Regions from separate parts of the Homo sapiens genome. Here region 1 is linked to region 2. Evidence: read pairs that join two places in POLR2A ChIA-PET (ENCODE). Cell type or tissue: PC-9. All regions are shown on one strand. Each heading gives the region's core, and the rest is flanking DNA. Links, peaks and the distances in the headings are about the cores only. Region 1 overlaps DHRS3 (dehydrogenase/reductase 3). Region 2 holds the start of AADACL4 (arylacetamide deacetylase like 4).

Region 1 (10,600 bases), core at 226-8,225, 73 kb after region 2:
TCTCAAAACAAAAAGTCACCAAGGAGCCTCTACCCTCTGTTTGACGCTGTCTTACCTGGTTCTCGGTCTGCAAGGCAGTGATGCCACGATGGGGAGGGTCCTGCTGCTTGGTTCAGGGAGCTTATAGGAAACTACCAGAGCTACAGGCATGCAGCGGGATGTGTCTAAAGGTCAAATGAGGGAGATGCACCTCCACAGCGTCGTGCAGGGCGAAGGGAGCTTGAGACATAGGGTGCATTCTGCCTGGTTCCACCTGTATGAAGTTCCAAAACAGGCAAAACTGGGTTAGGGTGATGGAAATCAGACCCGTGGCTTCCCCTGGAGGGCTGGGGGTGTAACCTGGGAGGGAGGCGAGGGAACTAGCAAGACCTTCAGAAATGTTCTCTCTTCTTGAACTTAGCAGTCATTAAATACGTGAAAGTTAATCAAACTGTCTGCTTAAGATGTATACCTTTTGTTATATGCAAATTATAGCTCAATTTATTTGTTTGTTTATTTAGTTATTTATTGAGATGGAGTTTCGCTCCGTTGCCCAGGCTGGAGTGCAGTGGCGCGATCTCGGCTCACTGCAACCTCCACCTCCTGGGTTCAAGTGATTCTCCTGCCTCAGCCTCCCGAGTAGCTGGGATTACAGGCGTGCGCTTGCACCCAGCTAATTTTTGTATTTTTAATACAGACGGGGTTTCACTATGTCGGCCAGGCTGATCTCAAACTCCCAACCTCAGGTGATCCACCCACCTCAGCCTCCCAAAGTGCAGGGATGACAGGTGTGAGCCACCACGCCTGGCCGTAGCTCAATTTAAAATGAGTAATAGGGAGGTCCCACCACTCCTCCTCCAAACCAGTTAAGTCAAGGGGAACGGGGACCACTGGTCTAGAGCTCATGCCACCTGGGGTGGTGACTCCCTCATAGCTGTGATGTACTCTGTGACATTGGGTCCCGTTAATTACTGCTGTGGCTGATCTGCAAGATGGGGTGCGCGAATGTCTCCATCATAGGTTCTGCAGTGAGGACAAAGTGGAATCTGGCAGGGAACACCGTGTGTGGTACATATTAAGTGCCCAATAAATGGCGCTTTAATGATGTGCAGTTATGTAGGGGCATGACGTCATCGATGAATGAAAACCGGGAATTACTCAAATACTATTCTCCCTGGTTTTTTGCAATCCAGCGTACAGTGCTTCACCTTCTGATTATATATTGCAGCTGCTTCCAAAAATGAGGATGACACGGAAGGGTCATGAGGAGAATTCAGTGAGACAATTTAGTGTAGTGCATGCCACGTGGGAGTCACTCATTACGCCTTAGTTACTATTAATCGGGACAGTGCGGTGTTGATTGTTGAGAATCAAAAATACCGGGCTTGGTGGCTCATGACTGCAATCCCAGCACTTTGGGAGGCTGAGGCAGGAGGATGGCTTGAGCCCAGGAAATTAGAAATAATACATGTAACACATCTAGTGCAAAGCCCGGATACTAGATGCTCAATAAGGAGCTGCTGCTTTTATTATTTTTCCTAACAATAAACATCTTCATAAATGCATGTTATTAATTTTCCTAGCAGACCACCTGGTTTGCATGCAAATTGTCATCAATTCTGAATTTCGAGGAGTCTAGACTAATGGCTACTAATGTTTCCTGTTGGCTTTTTCCCCCATGGGTTTTGGTTTGGTTTCTTTTCATCTGAGTATACAGAAGGTGCTCAATAAATGCATACTGGACAGAAGTGCATCAGTGGCAGTCTGCAGTTTTGTTTTGTTTTTTTTTTTAAGACGGAATCTTGCTCTGTCGCCCAGGCTGGAGTGCAGTGGTGCCATCTCGGCTCACTGCAAGCTCCGTCTCCCGGGTTCATGCCATTCTCCTGCCTCAGCCTCCCAAGTAGCTGGGACTACAGGTGCCCACCACCACGCCCAGCTAATTTTTTGTATTTTTGGTAGAGACAGGGTTTCACCGTGTTAGCCAGGATGGTCTCAATCTCCTGACCTCGTGATCCGTCCACCTCGGCCTCCCAAAGTGCTGGGATTACAGGCGTGAGCCACCACGCCCAGCCGGCAGTCTGCAGTTCTAATTGGGTGTCCTGAGCACAGAAGCAAGCAGGACATTGCAGACATCGAGTTTGTGTGTCTATTTCACCTTCTAGCATAGCTTCTTTCCTACCACTTTAAGAAGGAAATTCAAGGTTTTCCTGCCACATTTTTTCAGAGCGTGAACCCAAACTGCCTGGGGTCAAATCCCAGCTCTGTGTGACCTTGGCCAAGTTACTTGACTTTTCTCTGCTTCAGTTTCCTCACCTCTAAAAAGAGATTCATAATAATAGTATCCCCAGCTGGGCACGGTGGCTCACGCCTGTAATCCCAGCACTTTGGGAGGCCAAGGCGGGCAGGTCACCTGAGGTCAGGAGTTCAAGACCAGCCTGGCCAACACGGTGAAACCCTGTCTCTACTAAAAATACAAAAATTAGCCAGGCATGGTGGTGGGTGCCTGTAATCCCAGCTACTCAGGAGGCTGAGGCAGGAGGATCGCTTGAACCTGGGAGGTGGAGGTTGCAGTGAGCTGAGATTGCACAATTGCACTCCAGCCTGGGCAACACAGCAAGACCCCACCTCAAAAATGAATAATAATAATAATAATAATAGTATCCCCTTTTCATGGGTTAGATGAGCTCCTGTGTGTGAGTCATCTGGCCACGCCTGGCAAGTAGCAAGCACTAGGTGAACATTAGCTACCTATGGTTGTGCAGGGGAGCCCCAAGGGCTCGGCCAGAAGAGTAGTACAAGGAAGATGGGTACCTAACCAACTCCCATTTCCTAAAAGAATAAAAAATGGATAAAAGCATGGGTTTCCTCCTACAACCATGCTTAGCAGCCTCCCAGGGTTAAATGGGTTAAATGTGAAGACATGTTTAGGACAAAATGAGTGAGTTTCCCAGCAAGACTGGCCATGTCAGTGGATGTTATTGTTTATAAATTGCTATTTATTGAGCCTCTTTTTTTTTTTTTCTTTTGATACAAAGTCTTGCTCTGTCGCCCAGGCTAGAGTGCAGTCATGTGATCTTGGCTCACTGCAACCTCCGCCTCCCAGGTTCAAGCAATTCTCCTGTCTCAGCCTCCCGAGTAGCTGGGATTACAGGCACCTGACTCCATGCCCGGCTAATTTTTGTATTTTTGGTAGAGACAGTGTTTCGCCGTGTTGCCCAGGCTGGTCTTGAACTCCTGGCCTCAAGTGATCCACCTGCCTCAGCCTCCCAAAGTGCTGGGGTTACAGGCATGAGCCACCACGCCCAGCCAATTGAGCCTCTTCGATGTTCCAGCCATAGAACCACCTAGAACCACTAGACACTTTACAAGTGCTGCTGCATTTGGCCCTCACAGCAACCCTGGAAGAGAGCTTTTATTCCCATTTTACAGATGAGGGAACTGAGGCTCAGAGAAGCAAAGTTACCTGCCCAAGTCCACATAGCTTGAAACTGGCTAGCTAAGCATGCTTCTTCCACGAATTTGCACTGCTTCCATGGGAGTTAATAGCTGTGCCAGTTCCCCGTGTCCCCATCCCACACACCGTGGAGAGGAAGGAGAAAATCCTGCGCACAGACGTGCTTGAGGCCTCCTCTGTCGGCTTCCCTGGCAGGGGTCTTACCAAGAAGGATTCCCGTCAAGCCCATGGACTTTGGTCTGTCCATCCTGCCTTCCCTTTCCCAAGAGACAGGCCAGGCCACAGGTGGAAGCCAGAGAATCCAGACCGCCCACGACACCTGTAGGACTCCAGTATCAGTGAGCTGCCTCAACACGTTCATCTCTGTAGAATGGCAGAGGCTGGCCCCTCTTGACCACAGGGCTGTGGGCCTCAGAATCACCATCATGGCCAGGCGTGGTAGCTGGGTTCACACCAGTAATCCCAGTGCTTTGGGAGGCTGAGGCAGGGGAATCACTTCAGCCCAGGAGTTGCCAGCCTGGGCAACATGGCAAAACCCCATCTCTACAAAAAATATAAAAATTATCTGGGCATGGTGTGTGCACCTGTAGTCCCAGCTACTCGGGTGGCTGAGGCAGGAGGATTACTTGAGCCCAGGGAGGTCGAGGCTGCAGTGAGCTGTGATCACGTCACTGCACTCCAGCCTGGGTAACAAAGTGAGACCCTGGACTCAAAAATAAAAAATAAAAAAAGAATCATCATTGTGATGACAAAGGAATTACAGGGCAGGGGGTAAGATTCATGTACCCTCTGAGGCCAAACCCCTGCTGGGAGTCCAAGGGCTGCCTGTTGCTGAGGAATGACATCAAACCTGGGTGATTCATCACCCTTAATCTTCCTGGTGCCAGAGCGGATCACAAGCTCTTTGTGGGATTGGGGTCAGAGCCAGCAACATGAGCCCTGCACCTATAGATCCAGGAAGGGCAGGAAGAGCAGTGAGCAAAGGTGATAGAGCATTGGCCAGGTTTGAATCCTTAGCGCCCTACTGACTCAATACAGCCTCGGTTTCCTTATCTGTAAATCAGGAGAATAATTTGTACATGAGTCTGGCACGTAGGGAACATCATCATTGTTTGGATCTAGGGTCAGATGCTTTTAAATAGTCATGAGAAGCCCCTGATGTTTGCTTATGCAATCATTCATTCATTCATTTTGAGATCCCATGGAAAGCACTGTGCAAATCTTTGAATCAATGAATCAGTGAGTGAGTTAGTGAACCAGCAAGCTGAGCCCCAGCCATCGCTAGCCAAGCCCCTGCCTCCAGACAGAATGAGCAGGACACATTTGGGAAGCAGCAAGTCATCAGTGTGTTCAGTCCTTCAAGTATTTATTGAGCACATACTATGTATCAGATGCTGTGCTAGATGCAGGGGAGCAGGACCGACCAGGCCTCCACCCTCATGGAACTCATTGCCTGATGGCGGAGACAGGCCACTGACAAGGAAACAACCCAAAAAGCAAGGTCTTCCTAGGTGGGGTGAACGCGGTCAAGGAAATTAGCAGGGGACAGGATCAGAGGTCGCTTTGGATGGACTGGCCTGAAATGTCTCCCAAAGGAGGAGCTGGGAGGAGAGAGCCAGGCTGTTGAGAGAGCTGGCAAAAAGCCCTGACCCGAGCATGTGATGTGACAAGAACAGAAATGGGCCTGTCCTGAAGGAGCAGAGTGTAGGGAAAAGGACTCAGAAGGACAACCAGGGCCCAGATTACGCAGGGCCATGGAAAGGCCAAGCCCTAGGGCACTGGGAGCCCTTGGAGGGCTTGGGAGAGTGGGTCCCCAGTGGGTGGGCTAGAAGTCCTTGACTCAAGAAGAGACCCCTGTGTGCCTGGAGGAGTGAGGGAATGTGGCACCTGGATGGGTGTGGGGTAGAGGGAGTATTCCAAGCAGGCCTCGAATCTCTCAGACAGGAAAAGCCAAAGGGTGACCCAGACATGTCAGCCTCATAAAGACTTCCAGATAAGCACATGCCTCTCCAGGAGAAACCCACTGTGTCTCTTCCTGTGTTCAGGTTTCCCAACCTCTTTCCCCCACTGAAGCCGGAGACGGTGGCCCGGAGGACAGTGGAAGCTGTGCAGCTCAACCAGGCCCTCCTCCTCCTCCCATGGACAATGCATGCCCTCGTTATCTTGAAAAGGTATGGGGCTGGGAAAGAACACTCTGGGTCAGGGGAAAGTACGCATGTGATCTATTAGTCATGTCTGCTGCGGGCATGAGCATGAGGAGTGCTGGCACATTTGCTGCTGATGTACTGTACTTACTGTGGGGCAGCAGTTCTCAAACTTGTTAGTCACGGGGCCCCTTAGAGTTTTAAAAAGTATGGAGGAACCCAAAGAGCTTTTGTTAATGTGAGTTGTAGCTATCGCTATTTACTATATTAGAAATTAAAAGCCAGGGCCAGGCGCAGTGGCTCACGCCTGTAATCCTAGCACTTTGGGAGGCCGAGGCAGGTGGATCACGAGGTCAAGAGATTGAGACCATCCTGGCTAAAATGGCGAAACCTTGTCTCTACTAAAAATACAAAAAGAAAGTAGCTGGGCATGGTGGTGGGCGCCTGTAGTCTTAGCTACTCGGGAGGCTGAGGCAGGAGAATGGTGTGAACCCAGGAGGTGGAGCTTGCAGTGAGCCGAGATCGTGCCACTGCACTCCAGCCTGGGTGACTCAGCAAGACTCCATCTCAAAAAAGAAATTAAAAGCCAGAAAAATGTTGTAAGTTGTATACATTTGTTTATAATATTTATTCATTTATAAATAGCTATAACAAACCCATTACATTAATATAAATATATTTTTATGACAACTAGTTATGTATTCTAAAACAAAATAAATGTAGTCAGGAGTGGCATTGTTCTACCTTTTTGCAAATCTCTTTGTTTGGCTTAATTGAAGACAATTGGATTCTTATATGTGCATCTGATTTCAATTTGTTGTGATATCTCGTGTCACGTAGCCTCTGGAAAATTCTACCATTCACTGAGAGAATGAAAGTGAAAAGACAAATAACATCTTAGTATTATTACAGAAACAATGTGGCCGGGCACGGTGGCTCACGCCTGTAATCCCAGCACTTTGGGAGGCCGAGGTGGGTGGATCACCTGAGGTTGGGAGTTCGAGACCAGCCTGACCAACATGGAGAAACCCTGTCTGTACTAAAAATACAAAAAAAATTAGCTGGGTGTGGTGGCGTGTGCCTGTAATCCCAGCTACCTGGGAGGCTGAGGCAGGAAAATTGCCGGAACCCAGGAGGCAGAGGTTGAGGTGAGCCGAGATCGCACCACCGCACTCCAGCCTGGGCAACAAGAACAAGACTCCGTCTCAAAAAAAAAAAAAAAAAAAAATTGACCTCACAGACCCCTGAAGAGATCCCGGGTACCCCAAAGGTTCCTGGACCTCACTTTGAGAACCACTGTTCTACAGCCTATTGGACATAGCCCCTGCCCTCAGGAAGTTTACTATTAGAGGGAACATGGGGATCTTGATGCCAAGGGCTCAGAATTCACAGAAGCGTCTTAGTACCAGTCGGGTGGGATGTAGCAGGGCAGACCACTTTGGGGAGGCAGGCTTTATAAATGAGAGACTCCTCCTCCAGAATTTGCCTGGCATCCTATTCCCCTAGAACTTTCCAGGCTTTGTGCAGCAAATCCTTCCCATCCCAGTCCCACACTCAGTTTTCTTGGGCCTCTTAGTACAGCAGGAGATCCTTGTCCCTGGTGCCACAAGTGACCATGGGCTCTTGGCTCCCCTGGGGCTCTGGCCCCCTCCTGACTGAGCCCCTCTGACCTGGAAGTCCTTTTCAGGAAGGTAAGCCCCCAAGTGCCAGGCTGGCCCCTGCTCTCATGCAACATGCACTCCCAGGAAAGCCAACTTCTGCCCTGGCTGCTGGGACATGGTGAGCCCCAGCTGAGGGGCTGCCCCAACACATGCAGGGCACAGAAACCTCGAAACTGAGGCGCAAGCCCGATCAGCCCTCTCTTCCCCAAACTCAAAGCCCTTTCAGAGGCACAGGGAAGGGGGCACCCAGGGGCATCCAGGCCACACCTCGGCCTCCCTCAGTCCATCCTGACCTCGGGTCTGAGATGCTCCTCAGCCGTCTCTAGGAGCCCCTAGTTGATCAGGGGCTCAGGTCCTCACTGAGGTCAGGCTGCCACCCTCCACCTCAGGGGAGCTTCTTAGAAGACTTCCAGAGCTTTCTAGAGAAAAGTTGGTCTAGAACACCTCAGCGCTCTCCACAGTAAGCCCTCAGCCTTCATTTTCCAACCTTCCCCACAACTACTTTTGAACAGGAAGCAGGAGCCACCCCGCTCCCCATTCTCTGAACTGCATCCCTCCTCACCTTCCCCAGGAGAAAGCAAGGCTCAACTCTAATACCACCACCCCCAGGAAGCCTTCCAGATTGCTCCAGCTGGAAGTGAACCCTTTTCATCTTGTACTTAGAGTGGGCCAGGACCCTTCAGTTTGAGTCACCAAACAGCCTGAGGGCCCTCTCTGTGCCGGGCCCATGTGAGGGCCTGGGGATCAGAGATGAAATACCCGCCATGAAGGCCCCCACAGGCTTGACAAGTAAACGGGTGGGGACTACACCAGGGCTTGCTGGGGAAGCGTCGGAACTCCGGTTGTACGAGGAGAAGCCTGAAGGTGAGCCCAGGACGCTTCCCCAGAGGATGTGACACCCAAATCGAACCTGATTCCTCAGATCCACACCGTCATCTTTGTGGAATCAGGGGCAGTTGGGATCGATGGATCTCTGAGCTGCCTGTGGGCACCAAGATGCTAAGAGCCTGGTTTTGAAAGTGTGTTGTATGAAGGGAGAGAAGGTCAGCACTCCCCTCGACAAGGAGCACAGACAGATTAAGCCATTGTCACCTACTTAGTGGCACCTAACCATCATTTGTTTTTAATGGGTACAAAAAATAGACCGAATAAGAACAAGTCTTTGATAGCACAGCAGGGTGACTATAGTTAATAATAATTTAATTGTACGATTAAAAATAACTAAAAGGGCCGGGCGCAGTGGCTCACGCCTATAATCCCAGCACTTTGGAAGGCCGAGGCAGGCAGATCACCTGAGGTCAGGAGTTCAAGACCAGCCTGGCCAACATGGCGAAACCCTGTCTCTACTAAAAATACAGAAATTAGGCGGGCATGGTGGCGCATGCCTGTAATTCCAGCTTCTCAGGAGGCTCAGGCAGGAAAATCACTTGAACCCAGGAAGCAGAGGTTGCAGTGACCCCAGATCGCACCACTGCACTCCAGCCTGGGCAACAGAGTGAGACTCTGTCTCAAAAAAATATAATAAACATAAAAATAAATAAAAAAACTAAAAGAGTATAGTTGGATTGTTTGTAACACAACAGATAAATGCTTGAGGTGATGGATACCCCATTTATGCTGATGTGATTATTATACATTTGCATGCCTGTATCAAAGTATTTCATGTACCCCATAAATATATATACCTACTATGTACCCACAAAAATTAAAAATAAAAAAATGAGCTCTGTTTCAGGATCTAGGAAAAAGATAAAAATTTTAAATTAAAAAAAAAGTTTGCTCTGACCACTCACTCACTCTCTGCCTTTTTAAAATATATATTTTAAAAAGAGTGTGTGTGTGTGTGTGTGTGTGTGTGTGTGAGAGAGAGAGAGAGGGGACAGAGTTTTACTCTTGTCGCCCAGGCTGGAGTGCAACGGCGCGATCTCGGCCCACCGAAACCTCCGCCTCCCAGGTCAAGCAATTCTCCTGCCTCAGTCTCCCGAGTAGCTGGGATTACAGGTGCCCACCACCACGCCCAGCTAATTTTTGTATTTTTAGTAAAGACAGGGTTTTGCCATGTTGGCTAGGCTGTTCTCGAACTCCTGAGGTGATCCACCCACCTTGGCCTCCCAAAGTGCTGGGATTACAGGCATGAGCCACCACGCCCAGTCTGAAAAGAATTTTTGAGACAGGGTCTGGCTCTGCCACCCAGGCTGGAATGCAGCGGTACAATCTCAGCTCACTTCAACCTCCACCTCTTGGGTTCAAGCCATCCTCCCACCTCAGCCTCCCCAGTAGCTAGGACTATAGGCACATGCCACCATGCCCAGCTAATTTTTGTATATTTTTGTAGAGACAGGGTTTCACCATATTGCCCAGGCTGGTCTTGAATTCCTGGGCTCAAGCGATCCGCCCATCTCGGCCTCCCAAAGTACTTGGATTATAGACATGAGCCACCGCGCCCAGCCTCCCCCTGCCCTTTTAACAGCTGCTTATCCACTTATTTGAAAGCTCTTCCCCTGGGGAGGGTGGGGGTTTGGGGAGAAACTGGTGTGTGGCTTGGAGGTGTGGGGAGCACTTTCAGGAACCAGCCCTCTGCTGCCCCGTCTCACATGGCCACCAGCGACCCAGCCCCTGGATCCTGCCCCACTAACCATCGCTATCTTCTTTTCTTCCTCCTACTCCAGCATACTTCCACAGGCTGCACTCGAGGAGATCCACAAATTCTCAGGAACCTACACCTGCATGAACACTTTCAAAGGGCGGACATAGAGACAGGATGAAGACATGCTTGAGGAGCCACGGAGTTTGGGGGCCACAGCACCTGGGCACACACCCGAGCACCTGTCCATTGGCATGCTTCTGCTGGGTGAGCAGGACAGCTCCTGTCCCCAGCGAAGAATCCGGCTGCCCCTGGGCCAGTCCCAGGACCTTTGCACAGGACTGATGGGTATAACTGACCCCCACAGGGAGGCAGGAAAACAGCCAGAAGCCACCTTGACACTTTTGAACATTTCCAGTTCTGTAGAGTTTATTGTCAATTGCTTCTCAAGTCTAACCAGCCTCAGCAGTGTGCATAGACCATTTCCAGGAGGGTCTGTCCCCAGATGCTCTGCCTCCCGTTCCAAAACCCACTCATCCTCAGCTTGCACAAACTGGTTGAACGGCAGGAATGAAAAATAAAGAGAGATGGCTTTTGTGATTTCCTTTGTTCAAATCTTCCGTGGGCAGTTGGGAGGGAGCCAGTCCCAACCATAAAACTCCATCCTTTGAGAGAGAACTGGTCAGTTCAAGGTCCCCAACTGCCAAGGGTGGAGAGAAGGGGGCCGAAATCAGGAGAGAAAGTGGAGCCCAGGCCTAGGGGCAGAGAGGGGTGCTGG
Region 2 (11,820 bases), core at 1,504-9,503:
GACAGTTGAGATACAACTGAAAGAACCAGGCGTAGTCAGCCATGCAATGACAGGGGTGGGAAGGGTATCTTTTGAGACTGAGGAAACAGCAGGTAGAGAACGGTGGTGAGAAGGAGCTTAAGTGTCTGCAGCAGATAGACGCGTATTGGGACTGCAGCTGAGTGAACGGGTAAAGGACACCACAGGTGACCCGGGTGAGGCTGTGGGAGGAGTCTGGGTTTCATGGAAGGGCACAGGAGAGATTTAAGTGCAGGACTGACAAGCTCTGACTTGTATTTTTAAAAGATCCCTCTGGAAGGCTGGGCGTGGTGGCTCACGCCTGTAATCCCAGCACTTTGGGAGGCCGAGGCGGGTAGATCATGAGGTCAGGAGATCAAGACCACAGTGAAACCCCGTCTCTACTAAAAATACAAAAAAAAAAAAATTAGCTGGTCACGGTGGCAGGCACCTGTAGTCCCAGCTACTTGGGAGGCTGAGGCAGGAGAATGGCGTGAACCCGAGAGGCGCAGCTTGCAGTGAGCCGAGATCACGCCACTGCACTCCAGCCTGAGCGACAGAGCGAGACTCCATCTCAAAAAAAAAAAAAAAAAATCCTCCTAGCTGCTGGATGGGGACCAGATATGAGGGGCGAGAGGTGAATCAGGGAGACCCGTGGCTGGGAGGCTGGGATGCAAGGAGGCAGGCAAGCAAGGATGGGGTCTTGGGTCATGATGATACTGCAGAGCTAGAGGGAAATACATGGGTTTGGGATCATTGTAAATGAGACAGGGCAGGCCAATGACTAGGAGTAGAAAGGGGAGAGAGGAGTCCACAGCCTCTGCGACAGCCCCACCATGACCACTGCTGTCCCCATCTTGACTGAGACCATCATATTAAAGAAAAGAAAAGGATTCCCATGTCAGCTGCCACACTATCTACTGACCTGAGCCCAAAGCCCTTAGTCTGGGCTATTAACGCTATAAAAATCTCCAACAACTGATTCCTTTAAGCTACTGTAGAAGGGTTCTTGCGGGAGGCATGAGCTAGGCTATGCATGCAGATGAGGCCCTTCCTCTACAAAGCCACAGGGAAGCCCCTTACCCAGGCTCCCAAATACTGTGGCCCCTCCATGGTAGAAGATGATGCCTCGCCGGGGTCTGGAGGATGCTGCCTTCGGCTGGAACAGCCTCACGGGTATCGTCCCAAAACGCAGGTCGGTCACCACAAGTTCAGGGTCCTTTTTAATTCTCACGCTATCATGTAAAAAACGAATAAATTTGGGCATGGAGCAAATTCCCAGCTTCTCAAATATATTCCCCTGTTGGAGGTAACAAAAGAAAGCCAGACGTTAGGAGAGGTTAGAATCTGGATGGTAGATTCCCTGACACTTAGAATTGTTAGGATGTTTTCACAGTTTCTCACCTGCCTCCTGTAGGTACAGGGGGCTCTTCAGGAATCCATAGGCTCTGGACTGTGTCCAGGTAGAGGGCTGGGTTTTCCAACTTTTCTCCCCAGAGGCTCTTGATTGAATAATGATGTGAATTTGCCAAAGGGTAGCCTAGCTTGGGGCTGACTGGGAAGAAGCCACTGACTTAGAAAAGCCAATTGTTGGCCGGGCGCAGTGGCTCACGCCTGTAATCCCAGCACTTTGGGAGGCCGAGGTGGACGGCTCATGAGGTCAAGAGATCAAGACCATTCTGGCCGACATGGTGAAACCCCATCTCTACTAAAATTACAAAAATCAGCTGGGCATGGTGGCGAGCGCCTGTAGTCCCAGCTACTCGGGAGGCTGAGGCAGGAGAATCACTTGAACCTGGGAGTCAGAGGTTGCAGTGAACTGAGATCGCACCACTGCACTCCAGCCTGGCAACAGAGAGAGACTCCATCTCGGGGAAAAAAAAAAAAAAAGAAAAGCCAGTTGGCCAAGGCAACTGGCCAGCAACTTCCCTCTCTATAGCTCTGTGCTGGACTCTCCCCAGCCTGGGATGCAAAGATAGTTCCTCACCTGTATCAACAGATCATTCTTCTGGGTTAGGAAGGATTCCTAACTGTGTCCGTGTTCAATGAAAAAGAGCAACGTGATCAGTTAGGGATGTCTGTTGTGGGCTCAGGTCAAGGGAGTAATGTGTTTTTAAACTAATACGGTCACTCTACTTATAAACAATTCAACATCTGAATATTTCACGAAATACAGTTACAAGGTGTCATATTTCATGTACTAAGTACATTTCAGCGATTCTGGATAATCTCTCCCACAGACCTCACATTTGGAGTGTGTCTTTGTCATAAGGAAAACAGCAAGGAATGATAAGAATGACAAGAACAAGAACAGCTGATACTTATCAGACATTTACAATGTGTCAGTACTGGCCCAAGTGGCTTGGATCATTAACTTGATTAAACTTCTCAGCAACCTTTCTAAGTCAGGCATAATTACCAGCTCCATTTTATAAATCAGGAAGTTAAGACATGCCAAGGTCAAGTTCCTTGCCCAGGGTTGTTCAACAAGTAAGATGCAAAATTTGTGTTCTCAACTGCTAACCAAGAAAGAGCTTGGGTTTCAGAGCCAAGCCTATCCAAGCTCAAGTCTGACCCCAAACTCCAATGAACTGAAAAGCCTTGGGCATCACTGTCTCTGAGCTTCAATTTGTCTCTGAGCTTCCCAAAATGAGAAGCATGTTGTGTATAGTCCAAGGATGAGGTGTGAGGATGGGATGTGATCACCTACATAGAGTGTCTCCCCAGTGGGTCCTGGCCAGTGTGAGCCCCACCCTTTCTCTTGCTTGCACCCACTGGGTCTTGTCTGAGGTTGCACGGACTACCCCAATCGGTTCCCTCCATGAAGAGGTCCTCCTAAAGGAACTCCAAACAAAATAATGATTTCCCTGCTTTAGTTGGAGGAGAATGAGTTGATCTGCAAGGTGGAGGTCACCTGCTTTTCCCATCAACTGACCCACATCCGAAAACCCCAGGCCTCTATGTTGTACCAGCATGGATCTTCACCTGCTCGGCTGTGAGCTCCCTAAGTCGTGGCCCCTGTTGTCAGGGTAGGCTGGCCCCAGCACTAATCTCCCCAGCTGTCTTCCCTGTTTGCCCACACACTGTGGGCTTCTCCATGCCTCCCTTTGTTTCCTGGGAGCCTTTCTTACCTGTTCAGCAGGTGGTTGGACACCAAACTGACTTTCATATCCAGGCTCAAGAGTCATGTTCACGTGGGGCCATCCTCCTCCCTCTCATAGTAATGGCCACTGCCTTCTTGGAGGCCCTCAGTACCCTGTTGCCCAGGTTGGAGTGCAGTGGCACATTCTCAGCTCACTGCAACCTCTGCCTCCAAAGATTTCTTTAGAACTCCTCTGGGGCTTTACTGTGTGGATCTGATCACCCATGTTTGTTCCTACCACCAAACCAAATGCTTCTCATGAGCAAAGGTCTCAGCACCTTCCCCTCTGTCTCCAGCATCTAGAACAGGAAACGTTTGTTTAGGGGATTTTGAACAATGAAGTGTGATATTAACCCTCCATAGGCATCGCGCTACCCCGGAAAGTTTAACATCACGCTGTACCGTGTGATGGCCACTAGCTATGCCACGAAGTTACTTTGTTTTGGTTTTGGTTTGGTTTTCCAATTCTGAGTCCACATTTTCTATAGCTGGTAACTTAGGACAGAGGCAGAGAGGAAAACTGATTATTAAGATTATACATGGGAGCATCGAGATTTTAAAAATATCTGAGGTCCAGTGGCCAGGAGTGGTGGCTCACGCCTGTAATCCCAGCACTTTGGGAAGCCGAAGCTGGCAGACTGCTTGAGCCCAGGAGTTCAAGACCAGCCTGGACAACATGAAGAAACCCCATCTCTACAAAACATACAAAAAAAAAAAAAACCCAGGCACAGTGGTGCATGCCTGTGGTCCCAGCTGCTCAAGAGGCTGAGGTGGGAAAATTACTTGAACCCGGAAGATGGCGGTTGCAGTGAGCCAAGATCATGCCACTGCACTTCAGCCTGGGCGACAGAGTGAGACTCCATCTCAAAAAAAAGGAAAGAAGGAAAGAAAGGAAGGAAGGAAGGAAGGAAGGAAGGAAGGAAGGAAGGAAGGATCTGAGGTCCAGAATTTTAAATAGCTGTTGAAACTCCTTGACAAATATTGCATCATTTGCCCTTTAAAAGAAAAGCAGTCCGGCTGCGGTGGCTCATGCCTGCAATCCCAGCACTTTGGGAGGCCGAGGCAGGCGGATCACAAGGTCAGGAGATCAAGACCATCCTGGCTAACATGGTGAAACCCCATCTCTACTAAAAATACAAAAAATTAGCCAGGCGTGGTGGCACGCACCTGTAGTCCCAGCTACTCGGGAGGCTGAGGCAGGAGAATCGCTTGAACCTGGGAGGCAGAGGTTGCAGTGCAGTGAGCTGAGATTGCACAACTGCACTCCAGCCTGGGTGACAGAGCAAGACTCCATCTCAAAAACAAAAACAGAAAAGCGATAGTGGCTGGGCACAGTGGCTCATGTCTGTAATCCTAACAGTTTGGGAGGCCAAGGCAGGCGGATCTCTTGAGCCCAGGAGTTCAAGACCAGCCTAGGCAACATGGCAAAACCTGGTCTCTACAAAAAATACAAAAAAGTTATCTGGGCATGGTGGCAGGCGCCTATAGTCTTAGCTACTCAGGACGCTGAAGTGGGAGGATCACCTGAGCCCAGGAGGTCGAGGCTGCAGTAAGCCATGATTGTGCCACTGCACTTCAGCCTACATGGTAAGAGACTGAGACTGTCTCAAAAAAAAAAAAAGAAAGAAAGAAAGAAAAAGAAAAGCAATAGTGTTTGTTATATTACTGTTTATATATTTTAGTAAGGCTGAAATCATTCATAGCAACTTTTAAATCTATAATAATTTCAAGAAATGCTACATCTTTGCCTTCAGGGACTTGATAAGCATACTATGAATAATTGACTTTTATCGAGACTTTCTAAGCACCCAGCACTGGTGCTGTGCATTTTCAGTGCTTTTCTCATTTAATCCCCATGTCACCCTATAAAAAGCCTCCCCAGGGCCGTGCACAGTGGTTCATGCCTGTAATCCTAGCACTTTGGGAGGCCAAGGCAGGAGGATTGCTTGAATCCAGGAGTTTAAGATCAGCCTTGGCAACGTAGCAAGACCCCATCTGTACAAAATATCAAAAAATTAGCCAGGCGTGATGTGAAGGTGCACGCCTGTGGTCCGAGCTACATGGGAGGCTGAGGTGGGAGGATCACTTGAACCCAGGAGGTGGAGGCTGCAGTGAGCCGTGTTCACGCCACTGCACTCCTGCCTGGGTGACAGAGTGAGACCCTGTCTCAGAAAAAAAAAAAAAAAAAAATCCTCACTTTTCAGAGAAGAAAATAAAGGCACAAAAACATGAGTCCACAAAACGAGTAAGTGAGGGCTTCAGGGCTCAGAGGGTGGTCTGATACCGAAACAAAGCTCTTGATTTCCTGGCCATAGACTCTTTTTAGCTTTTTCCTTGTCCTCCCTAAACTTCTTGTTCCTGTGTTGTCTATCTGTCCTCTGGAACCGAATGAACATTCACTACTGTATGTCCTCATCCTCATCATCATCACCCCATGATGGGCAGTGTGCCCTGGGAGGCCCCAGTGCCGGAGGGATCGAGAGAGGACGCCACAAGCTGAATCCACCCTTTCAGCGGCTGCAGACCCATCTCAGAGTCCCCTGTGAACAGCCCATAGCAGCTGTCATCAGTAGATGTTTAGCTTGTGGGCTACTTTTGAGGAGAAACACTGACAGAAAAATCTCCATTTCTCTGGGCCACCTGAACATCTTAGGCCCTCGTTTTAAATCCTGGGGCTCTAACCCAACTAGTAACTCCATGTGGATTGCAGCCACTGGCTTGAGACTGCCTAATTCCAGGCTGATTGCATTCTCCAAATGAGAGGACACGAGTACTTTCTACATCCTTGTCCTGTCTCCTTGCGTCAGTGGCATTGATGCCACTGCACACTGAACTTGTCGGTGTCTCTAAAAGTGATCTTTTAGAAAATGTTTTTGTAACCCATGGGGAACACTTCCAGCAGCACAGAGATGTATTTTACGAATTCACTAAACATCTCTAGACATATTAACCCTCCCAGATGAGGAAACTGAGACACAGAGAGGTTAAGTAAATGGTGCAGGACCGCACAGCGAGTGAGTGACAGAGCTGGGACACACACTCAGGCAGTCCGGCTGCTGTCTCTGTTCCTTATTCCTAAGCCCTGCTGTCAGTTAAGCGTGGCCTCCTCATCCTCCTCCACAGCTGCCCTGGAATCAGTAGGAGCTGTTTGGCTTCTATAAGGTCTCCACCTAGGGTTGGGACATTGGGGTTAACTCAGGTTGCCTGCCACAAACAAGATGTCACACCACTGTTTCCAAATCCACTGCAACTCTGGGTGCATGCTGGTCCACCCCAAACCCCCAATCCCCAAGCCCTGCTCAGAGCCTGGCTGGCACGGCCACTCAGAAATGCTGGGTAAATTCATGTATACCAACAAAAGTAAGCACCTACCAGATACCAGGCTCTGTGAGTGGGACTGGGCTTACAGAGATGAATAAGGAAAAAAACACCTGTGAAGCTAGGTGCAGTGGCTCACACCTGCAATCCCTACACTTTGGGAGGCCAAGGCGGGCAGATTGCTTGAGCCCAGGAGTTCTAGACCAGCCTGGGCAACATAGCGAAACCCTGTCTCTACCAAAAGTACAAAAATTAGCCGGGCATGGTGGTGCGCACCTGTAGTCCCAGCTACTTGGGAGGCTGAGATGGAAAGGATCGCTTGAGCCCAGGAGGTTGAGGCTGCACTGAGCCATGATTGCACCACTGCACTCCAGCCTGGGCAACAGAGCAAGACCCCGTCTCAAAAAAGTAAAATAAAATAGAAACAACCTATAGGTAAGTCAGTGCACTGAGGGTGAAAGTGTGCGCGGCTGAAGGAGGGGCAGGGGCTGTCAGGCCACAAGCCCGGGGAAGGCAGGAACTGGGTCTGAAATTGTTTTTGAATTCTCAGAAAAGAGCCCAGTGATTGGCACTCGGTAAATGTTTGATGCTAAAGGAAGAAAGGAAGGGAGTTAGAGAGAGCAGGAGAGAGGAAGGAAGAACGGAACAAAAGGAGGGAAGGAAGGAAGGTAGGAAGGAAACAAGGAAGGAAGGGAGGGAGGGAGGGAGGGAGGGAGGAGGGAAGGAAGAAAGGAGATAGGGAGGAAGGAAGAAGGGAAAGAAGAAAGGAAGGAGGGAGGGAAGGAAGGAGATAGGAAGAGAGAGAATGAAGGAAGGAGGGAAGGAGGAAGGAAGGAGGGAGGGAGAGAAAGAAAGAAGGAAAAAGGAAGGAAAGGAGCGGAGAAGGAGGGAAGGAAGGAAGGGAGGGAGGGAATGAAGGAGATAGGGAGGAAGGGAGAGAATGAGGGAAGGAGGAAGGAGAGGGAAGGAGGGAAGGAAAGAAGGAAAAAAGAAAGGAAAGGAGGGAGAGAAGGAGGGAAGGAAGGGAGGGAGAGAGGAAGAAAGGCAGGCAGGCTATGGGAAGGGGGAAGGAACGGAGGGAGGGAAGAGAGAGGCAAACAGAATAGCAGATACAGAAGAGACAAGTCTATCTTGAGGGAGTCCGAAGAGAGAGAGACAGAAGGGAAGTGAAAGAGGGAAAAGAGGGTAAGGTACTGAGAACAAGAGAAGAAGCCCCCAGGTTACGACGTGGCCTGAGAGTAAACTCACCAAAGTGACCAGGTAGAGGAATATGCAATGCAGGAATCTCAACTTGGCAGGATGCTGCAAGGTAGCAGGGATATCCGTGGTGAGGAAGTGCTCAAAGACAGCCCAGACAAAGACCCCCAGGAAAAAGATGGGCAATGCCAAGAGTAGCACTAGCCAGGGGACAGCCATGTTCCTGGGGCCTTGAGGAGCTGCTGCCCTGAGGAGCTTGTCTGATAGCTTATGTGAAGAGGACCTGGCTGGGTTACACCCTCCGCCTCCTCCACCTCACTCTCTCTGGGCTAAGCCTGACACCTGACACAGTGGCCTGACACAGCTTCTCAGGGTAAGCACAAAAAGGCCAATGGGAGGTGGAGGAACCTATTTCCCTAAGCAATGTGGGGACCCAGAAAAATCAATACTGCTCATCATGGGGAGTCTTGGAAGGTGAGCTTCCCAAAGATTTCAGGAAGATCAGGCTCAGATGGGCACCTCGGCTCCTGGGAACCCTAGAAAGAGATCTCATATGGGTTATATAGGCCTCCAGGGCCTGATCTTTCAACTGTAAGATAAGAGACTTCGCCAGCTTTCCTTGTCAGAGTGTGGTTAGGGTGAGCACAGCACGTCTCACCCCAGCTCCCTAGCTAGCTTCCCTAACCCCAGTTTTGTTTTGTTTTTTGAAACAAGGTCTCACTCTGTCACCGCCTATGTACCCTCTGGGCCTCTGGCCAGATCAGGGCAAAGACTGGCGTGTTTTCTGGTAGTCATAATCTTCTGGGGTCCTGGGACGGGAGACAGGAATGCCATTGCAGGCAAAACTGGGCTTTATCCAGCCTCATATTCCGCCTCTAAAAATGGTGCCAAGGGCTGGTTTGGGGACAATTTTTATCCACGTTACTTTCTTCTAAGAGAGAAAGAAATGATTGGAACCATTTCAGGAAATAGGCTTTGAGCCTGAAAATTTTAGAAATTTTAATTTGGGCCGAGCACGGTGGTAATCCCACCTGTAATCTCAGCACTTTGGGAGGCTGAGCTGGGAGGATCACTTGAGGCCAGGAGTTCAAGACCAGCCTGGCCAACAGGGTGAAACCCCCTCTCTACCAAAACTACAAAAATTAGCCGGGCATGGTGGCACATGCCTGTAATCCCAGCTACTCGGGAGGCTGAAGCTGGAGAATCGCTTGAACCTGGGAGCTGGAGGTTGCAGTGAGCCGAGATCGCACTACTGCACTCCAGCCTGGGCAACAGAACGAGACTCTGTCTCAAAAAAAAAAAAAAAAAAAAAAAAAAGGGAGAATATAGAAACTATACATATAAGAAAATACCACTACCCTTAGGGCTTAAATAGAGCACCCAAGAAAGACCCCGTTTCCACCCATAGGGATGAGACCCAGCTCTTGTTGGAAAGGGCATAGTGTGAATTTGCTGAACTGGCAAAGAAGTTGCTCAACTGCTACACCAGGGGGACTCACTGGTGTCTTCCTCTTGACACACACACTCAACAAATTTGCTGAAAATCTGCTCCCTTGGGTGCTAGGGAAAGCCATTTATTCACAGGGAGGTGTTTTACTGGAGGCACTCTGAAGTGAAACCACCCAAGGGGACTGGAAGGGAAAGTTATTAACCTCCGAGTGCTGCAGGAGCTTGGAACTAGAAGGCAGACCCCCTTTTTCATTCCTATTATTTATGTTTTAGGTTTTTGGTTTTTTGTTTGTTTGTTTGGTTTGTTTCAGAAAACAAAAGTTATAGAAGAGGCTTTACCCCAGTGAGTATATGCATGGCAGATTTTTGTGTTTTTACGTCATTGTATCTTTGTAAGAGTTTACTTAGGTTTCTCTTAGAGGGTTATAAGATTCACTATTCTGGCTAGGTGTAATTATCTTTTGTCGTTGTTGTTTGTTTGTTTGTTTTTTGTTTTTTTTTTTGAGATGGAGTCTCGCTCTGTCACCCAGGCTGGAGTGCAGTGGTGTGATCTCAGCTCACTGCAAGCTCCGCCTCCCAGGTTCACGCCATTCTCCTGCCTCAGCCTCCGGAGTAACTGGGACTACAGGCGCCCCCCACCACGCCCGGCTAATTTTTTTGTATTTTTAGTAGAGACGGGGTTTCACCACGTCAGCCAGGATGGTCTCGATCTCCAGACCTCGTGATCCACCCATCTCAGCCTCCCAAAGTGCTGGGATTACAGGTGTGAGCCACCATGCCCGGCCAGGTGTAATTATCTTTTTAAAACTCATGACAAATAATGTAATTTTTGGTTTCTTAAGCATGTTTATGGATACCCCTGAAGATAGCACACACGGGAGGAGCTTGGCCTGGAAAAGCAGATAGCGCAATTACTGCCCCCAGAGCATTTTTGAAAACAGTAGGACAATTAGCCTGCAGTTAGTGGAGGCTAATAGTTGGGTGTGAGACCAACAGAGGCACAGAGCTTAACAGAGAGATCAGGGAAGGAGAAAGTCAAGACAGCCCTGTGGAAAACACTGCATTCTTAGGGTGACTGTACACAGGACCAAGGCTGCACCACCTGAGGTGTGATATTAGAAGCTGCACACTGCAAAGGAAATAGACTTTACTGAAATAGCTTATCCACATCATTAAACAAATAAAGAAGGTCAGAACACAGGGGCTCGTGCCTGTAATCCCAGCACTTTGGGAGGCTAAAGCAGTGAATCATTTGAGCTCAGGAGTTCAACACCAGCCTGGGCAACATGGTGAAACCCCATTTCTATGAAAATAAAAATTAAAAAAATAGTGCATCTGGCACAGTGGCTCAGGCCTGTAATCCCAGCACTTTGAGAGGCCAAGGCGGGCAAGGTCAGGAGATCAAGACCATCCTGGCTAACATGGTGCAACCCCGTCTCTACTAAAAATACAAAATATTAGCCAGGCGTGGTGGTGGGCACCTGTAGTCCCAGCTACTCGGGAGGCTGAGGCAGGAGAATGGTATGAACCCAGGAGGCAGAGCTTGCAGTGAGCTGAGATTGCGCCACGGCACTCCAGCCTGGGTGACAGAGCGAGACTCCATCTTAAAAAAAAAAAAAAAAAACATAGTGCATGCTTGTAGTCCCAGCTACTTGAGTGGCTGAAGTGGGAGGATCACTTGAGCAGGGGAGGTCAAGGCTGCAGTGAGCTATGATCACACCATGGCACTCCAGCCTGGGCAACAGAGTGAGACCCTGTCTCAAAAAAGAAAACAAACAAATAAATAAGTAAACAACATAAGCGATAAGCTCAGGGAGAACTGGGGGGAGGGATTAGTATCCAGAGTTGCTACAATGTAGTATCCAAAATCTCTAATCTTCCACAAAAAATGAGACATGCAAAGAAACAGAAAAGTATAACCTATACAAAGAAAAAACATCAGTGACAGAAGTTGCCTTTGAGAGGGCCCAGATGTCAGAGTTAACAAAGCCTTTAAAGCAGCTATTATAAATATGTTCAAAGAACTAAAGAAAATAATGTTTAATGAAGTAAAAGAAGAATATAATGACAATGTTTCATCAAATAGAAAACACCAGTAAAGAAATAGCAATGATTTTTTTAAAGGGCAAACTGAAATTATGGGATTGGAAGGTATAACAACAAAAATGAAATATTCACTTTGGGGGCCCAACAGTAGATTTCAGCTGGAAGAAAGAATCAACAGACCTGAGAGTATAGCAATAGAAATGATGCAATCAGAAAGACAAAGAAAATTAATGAGGAAAAATAAACAGCATTTCAGGGAAAAGTGGGGCACCATTAGGTGCAGCAATGTACATATAATGGGAGTACCAGAAGGAGAAAAGTGAGAAAAAGGAACATAAAAATATTCCAAGAAATAACGACTGAAAGCTTCCTAAATCTGTTGAAAAATGTTATTCTATATATCCAAGAAGCTAAATGAACTCTGCCAGAAATAATCAGTTCCTCTTCAAACTTCCTTGTTCCTTTTAGCGACTAGCATCCTTTCACATTGCTAGAAAGGATAAATTCTTGTTCTCCAAACAAGCCTTTCCATCCTTGCCGTGCCTAAACATGCCCAAACATGCCTTAATGGACAATCCCCCACTCCCCTCCTTTCTTTACAAGTTATGTGTTTAAGAGTTTCAGTTTACCATATTTGGAAAAGTTTTACCACCTACCCCTTCTTCCCCATC

The links. ChIA-PET counts read pairs that join two places held together with the same protein. Peaks named below come from ENCODE experiments on the same cell type or tissue, not always from the same donor. Only the 100,000 strongest peaks of a DNase experiment are listed, where the experiment ranks them.
Region 1: POLR2A ChIA-PET joins it to region 2 with 10 read pairs; 3 of 35 experiments call an interaction of 5 or more read pairs at or near these places.

What each region holds. Positions count from the first base shown.
Region 1 is chr1:12,567,732-12,578,331 of GRCh38, reverse strand. It overlaps DHRS3 (dehydrogenase/reductase 3), which reads left to right. Exons shown (of 6, transcript NM_004753.7): 5 at 5,479-5,604; 6 at 9,908-10,422. The coding sequence ends at 9,992. It also overlaps the pseudogene RNU6ATAC18P. Among named protein-coding and RNA genes, the nearest start is that of MIR6730, 6.0 kb to the left of the region's middle. RefSeq lists an enhancer at 4,157-4,451. In PC-9, for the core only: no CTCF peak of the experiment used is centred there; a DNase peak (open chromatin) is centred at 4,401; H3K27ac peaks cover 2,501 bases.
Region 2 is chr1:12,640,600-12,652,419 of GRCh38, reverse strand. AADACL4 (arylacetamide deacetylase like 4) reads right to left here and starts at 8,335. Exons shown (of 4, transcript NM_001013630.2): 1 at 7,706-8,335; 2 at 1,081-1,297. The coding sequence starts at 7,873. In PC-9, for the core only: no CTCF peak of the experiment used is centred there; no DNase peak of the experiment used is centred there.